Linked DNA regions of Homo sapiens: region 1 is linked to region 2. A link is an interaction called in ENCODE POLR2A ChIA-PET data of the cell type or tissue named here. Cell type or tissue: B cell. All regions are shown on one strand. Links, peaks and the distances in the headings refer to the core of each region. The heading gives the core; the rest is flanking DNA. Region 1 overlaps XIAP (X-linked inhibitor of apoptosis). Region 2 has its middle 32 kb from the start of STAG2-AS1.

What was found. Peaks named below come from ENCODE experiments on the same cell type or tissue, not always from the same donor. Only the 100,000 strongest peaks of a DNase experiment are listed, where the experiment ranks them.
Region 1: POLR2A ChIA-PET joins it to region 2 with 5 read pairs; 7 of 35 experiments call an interaction of 5 or more read pairs at or near these places.

Annotation. Positions count from the first base shown.
Region 1 is chrX:123,873,361-123,876,279 of GRCh38, reverse strand. The region is part of intron 1 of XIAP (X-linked inhibitor of apoptosis); the gene reads right to left. It also overlaps the pseudogene RNU6-122P. Among named protein-coding and RNA genes, the nearest start is that of XIAP, 15 kb to the right of the region's middle. In B cell, for the core only: no CTCF peak of the experiment used is centred there; no DNase peak of the experiment used is centred there; H3K27ac peaks cover 306 bases.
Region 2 is chrX:123,927,679-123,930,597 of GRCh38, reverse strand. No RefSeq gene overlaps it. Among named protein-coding and RNA genes, the nearest start is that of STAG2-AS1, 32 kb to the left of the region's middle. In B cell, for the core only: no CTCF peak of the experiment used is centred there; no DNase peak of the experiment used is centred there.

The DNA of each region.
Region 1 (2,919 bases), core at 191-2,690, 54 kb after region 2:
TTTGACTAGTAATAGTCTCAAGAAGCATCTGACTAAAGTAGTTGGAAAAAAAAAAAAAGCAGCATGAGGTCACATGCGGTGGCTCACCCCTGTAATCCCAACACTTTGGGAGGTTAAGGCGGGAGAATCACTTCAGCCCAGGAATTTAAGACCAGACTGGGCAATGTAGGCCAAGGAATTCCAGGTTACAGTGAGCTGTGACTGCGTCACTGCACTTCAGCCTATACAACAGGTCAAGACACTGTCTTAAAAAACAAAAAAAGTAGTATGAATACACTTATAAATCTATAAGAAGGCTGGGTGCAGTGGCTCACACCTGTAATCCCAACACTTTGGGAGGCCGAGGTGGGTGGATCGCTTGATTTCGGGAGTTCAAGACCAGCCTGGCCAACATGGTGAAACACCGTCTCTACTAAAAATACAAAAATTAGTCAGGCGTGGTGGCACATGCCTGTAATCCCAGCTACTCGGGAGGCTGAGGCAGGGGAATCGCTTGAACCTGGGAGGCAGAGGTTGCAGTGAACCGAGATGGTGCCACTGTACTCCAGCCTGGGCGACACAGCGAGACTCCGTCTCAAAAAAAAAAAAAATCTATAAGAAAAAGATTAATACGTTGATAGAAAACAGGCAAATTTACAAGTGGGAAATATTAATGGTCAACAAACATATGCAACAATGTTAAACCTCATTAATAATCAAAGAAATAAACACTTTAAAAGATAACATTTTTATCCTATTTGGCAAAGGTCAACATTACTACCAACAACGAAAACGCAGTGGCTGGAGAGTATGAAGCAAGAGGCATTTGCCTGTTAGAACTAAAAACTGGTACATCTTTTCTGGAAGGTAATCTGGCAATATATGTTCTAAAAGTCTTAAATATATGATTATCTCTTGAACCATCCATTCTAGTTCTAAACATATTCTCAAAAAAATAAAAATAAATAAATCCCTGATCAGGCCGGGCGCGGTGGCTCACGCCTGTAATCCCAGTATTCTAGGAGGCCAAGGCAGGCGGATCACCTGAGGTCAGGAGTTCAAGACCAGCCTGGCCATGGTGAAACCCCGTCTCTACTAAAAATACAAAAAATTAGCCAGGCATGGTGGTGCACGCCTGTAATCCCAGCTACTCGGGACGCTGAGGCAGGAGAATCACTTGAACCTGGGAGGCAGAGGTTGCAGTAAGCTGAGATTGTGCCATCGTACTCCAGCCTGGGAAACAAGAGGGAAACTCCATCTCAAAAAAAAAAAAAAATAAATCCCTGATCAGCCAGGCGCAGTGGCTCATGCCTGTAATCCCAGCACTTTGGGGGCTAAGGTGGGTGGATCACTTGAGGTCAGGAATTCAAGACCAGCCTGGCCAACATGGCAAAACCTAGGCTCCACAAAAAAAAAAAAAAAAAAAAAAAATACAAGAATTAGCTGGGGGTGGTGGCACACACCTGTAGTCCCAGCTACTCAGGAGACTGAGGCAGGAGAATTGTTTGAATTCGGGAGGTGGAGGTTGCAGTGAGCCAAGATTGCGCCACTGCATTCAAGCCTGGGCAACAGAGGGAGACTCCATCTCAAAAAAAAAAAAAAAAAATCCCCCATCATTTCATTATGAGTGTATATATAAGGATGTTCCATAAAGTGCTATTTACTAAAAACAATTCAATATCTAACAAAAGAGGACAATACTATGGTAATATGGGCCACCAGGTAACCATTAAAAATTCATGTTCAGGATGTATTTTAAAAACATGCATATATTATACAGGGGCCATGTTAACCTTCTCTGTATCATTCCAATTTTAGTATATGTACTGCCAAAGCGAGCACCATGATGTTGTATTAAGTGGAAAAAGCTGGTTACAAAATGATGTTGTATTATATAACCCAAATTATAAAAAATACAGATATATAAAGACAGGCTAAATTACATATCAAAATTCTGCTGTGGTTATCTCTGAGCAGTGAGATTATTTTCTTTGCGCTTTTCTTAACTTTCTAAATTCTATACAGCAAATATATTAGATTCTAATGAAAAGAAATAAGCAGGTGGACTCTTGATTAGTCAGGCACCCTTGTACAATCCTGCCAACCAGACTATGGGTGTAATCTGGTTATTTGCCATGTGACAATGCTTCCTCCCTCTGTGAATACACTGGCCAAGTAAACTATCAATAGCAAGGCCTGGTAATGCAAAGTTTTGGCTTTTCATTCACAGGAAGTAATTTTTATGACTTAGAAAGGGAAGGATATGTTCTTTGGTTCTTATCTTTTTGCCTATCCTGAGAATTTCTGCCAGCTTGTTACATAGGTAACTGCCTCTGAGCAACCCACCAGGTTTTTTTTTTTTTTTTTCAGACGGACTCTTGCTGTGTCGCCCAGGCTGGAGTGCAGTGGCGCAATTTGGGCTCACTGCAACCTCCACCTTCCAGGTTCAAGCAATTCTTCTGCCTCAGCTTCCCAAGTAGCTGGGATTACAGGCGTGTGCTACCAGGCCCAGCTAATTTTTTTTTTTTCTATTTTTAGTAGAGATGTGGTTTCACCATGTTGGTCAGGCTGGGCTCGAAACTCCTCACCTCAAGTGATCCACCTGCCTCAGACTCCCAAAGTGCTGGGATTACAGGTGTGTGCCGCCACGACGCCTGGCTGATTTTTGTATTTTTAGTAGAGACAGCGTTTCATCATGTTGGCCAGGCTGGTCTCAAACTCCTCATCTCAAGTGATCTGCTCGCCTTGGCCTCCCAAAGTGCTGGGATTACAGGCGTGAGCCACCGTGCCTGGCGATCATCAGGTTTCAAAAAAGAGAGAGAGAGAGGGCCAGACATGGTGGTTCATGCCTGTATTCCCAGCACTTTGGGAGGTCAAGGCAGGAGGACTGCTTGAGCCCAGGTGTTTGAGGCCAGCCTGGGCAACATGGTGAGACCCCAT
Region 2 (2,919 bases), core at 217-2,716:
GCATGGGGGAACTGCACCCATGATTCGATTATATCCATCTGTTCCTACCCTTGACACATGGGATTATTACAATTCAAGGTAAGATTTGGGTGAGGACACAGAGCCAAACCATATCACCAAGCTTCCTGTCACTGTATTATTGTATTGTATTTCACATATTATTAATATATTAATTCTGGTCAAGCTTACATGTTTTTCAAACTTTCTTTGTGTCCCTCTCTAGTTTGGTGTAGTACAATATAAGTTTCTTTTCATTTTTTACCTTATTGAGGAGAAGGTGAGGGAAGTCTTGCTGTTATCTAGTGCCTTCTTCATTCCACTATTGTATATTTTCTCTTTTTTTTTTCTTGAGACAGGTCTGGCTCTGTCGCCCAGGCTGGAGTGCAGTGGCACGAACACAGCTCACTGCAGTCTTAACCTCCTGGGCTCAAGTGATACTCCCACCTCAGCCTCCCCAGTAGCTGAGAGCACAGATGTGTGCCACCACATCTGGTTAATTTTTCTATAATATATTTTTTGTAGAGATGGGGGTCTCATTATATTGCCTAGGCTGGTCTTGAACTCCTGGCTCAAATAATCTTCCTGCCTCAGCCTCCCAAAGTGCTGGCATTGCAGGTGTGAGCCAACGTGCCTGGTCTGAGATTGAGACTGAAAGAAAACTGGGAGTTTACCTAGGCAGAGAAGGGATGAGAGAGTATTCAGTATTTGAGAGAGAGTCTAGCATGGGCAAATACACCAAGACGTAAAGAAGGCATGAACTGAGGAACTACAAGAAGTTTGGTACTGCTGAAATCTAAAGGAGAAGGGGCAAAGAACAGTGGAGAGAGATTAGGCAGGGGCCAAATTGTGGAGGGCTCTTGCAATGAGTGCTAAAGACTGAACTTTATCTTGAGAGTGATGGGAATCCACAAAAGCTTATAATGAGGGAACGAGCAGCAGATGCTTTTGGTAGAAGTATGGAGCATGGACAAGTGAGCAAGACTGATATCAGGAAACCTATTAAGAGGCTATGGGCTGGGTGCGGTGGTTCACACCTGTAATCCCAGCACTTTGGGAGACCGAGGCAGGCGGATCACCTGAGGTTGGGAGTTCGAGACCAGCCAGACCAACAAAATTAGCCGGGCGTGGTGGCACATGCCTGTAATCCCAGCTACTCGGGAGCCTGAGGCAGGAGAATCATTTGAACCCAGGAGGCAGAGGTTGCAGTGAGCTGGGATTGTGACATTGCACTCCAGCCTTGCTCTCCAGCCTGGGCAACAAGAGCAAAACTCTGTCTAAAAAAAAAGAGGCTATGATAACAGGTCAGAGAAGAAATGACAAGGCCCTGAAATAAGGTTGTGGCAGTGTAGATGGGAGAATGAGTCAAGAGATAGTTAGGAATTGTGATAAGAACTTGGAAGCCATTTGGATGAATGAAGGGGGTGGGGCTGTGAGTCCATGTTTCTGACATTCGCCTGAACAGGAAAGAAGTAGTTTGGGAAGAGATTATCGTTTTTTTTTTGTTTGTTTGTTTGTTTGGATACGGAGTCTCTTTGTGTCGCCCAGGCTGGAGTGCAGTGGCACGATCTTCACGCTCACTACAACCTCTGCCTCCTGGGCTCAAGGGATCCTCCCACCTCAGCCTCTCAAGTGGCTGGGAGTACAGGTGCATGCCACTACGCCAGGCTAATATTTTGTTTTGTTTTTTTTTGTAGGGATGGGGCGATCCATTCGCCTCGGCCTAGCAAAGTGCTGGGATCACAGGTGTGAGCCACTGCACCTAGTGAGATTATGTTCTTGACTTCAGTTTTAAGTGCTGGCAAAATTAAATCTAAATCCCTTGGCATGGCATTCAAGGTTTTTGATGATATGACCCCAAACTATATTTCCAGCTTCATCTCCCCAATACCGCTTTTTGCATATAAGATTACCAAAAGCTGTCCTTTCAGACTGTATACCTTAAAAAATGTTTTTTTTCTGTAGAGATGGGGGTCTTGCTATGTTGCCCAGGCTGCTCTTGAACTCCTGGGCACAAGCCATCCTCCTGCTTTGGCCTCTCAAAGTGTTAGGACTACAGGTATGAGCCATCATGTCTGGGCTGTACCTATTTTTTTAAACTCTTGACTCCTTCAGTTATGTGTCAGGAGCATGCCAGAATATCATCAGAGGAAACATAGGAACAAGTAATTAGAAAATGTGATGAGTATGTGTACATACATGTATATATACATATACACACACATATATACATATCACAAATGATGAATTAAGAGGTGACATTTCAGCTGTATGATTGTTAAAATGGCTCCCAATGAATTATTCTTCTCTGTATCCATGCCCCTTTGCAATGTGACTCTACTGCTCCTTCCATCAAGTGGTAGAGTCTCTTTCCCCTCCCCTTGAGTCTCTGACCATGTACCTTGCTTTGACCAATCAAACGCAACATCTTGGGATCTCTGAGCCCAGGCAGGCCTTATGAGAACTAGCAGCTTCTGCTTTTGCCCTTGGAACCCAGTTGCCATATAAAGAAGTGCAGGCTATGCTGCTGGAAAGAAGCCATGTAAAGAGAGAAGACCAGCTATGACAATGTCCCAGTTGAGCCAAGCCCCCAGATGACCCACCAGCTGACTGCAGCCACATGAGTGAACCCAGGCAAGACCAGCAGAACTGTCCAGCCAATCCACAAAAATCTTAGGAAATAATAAAGCACGTTGTTTTAAGCCACTCAGTTTTGGGGGATTTTGTTATGCAGCAATAAGCAAGTGAGACAAGCTGGCAATGGAAAGATGAATAGGAATTCTCCGGGAAGGTAATGGAGGAAAAAGCTTTCTGGGCAAAGTGAAGCAAAGATGCAGAGGAGGAAAAGTGTATGTCAATCTCAGGAATGGCAAGTAGTACTGTGTGGTTAAAGAAAAAATTGAAGGTGCCCATCAGAGTAGT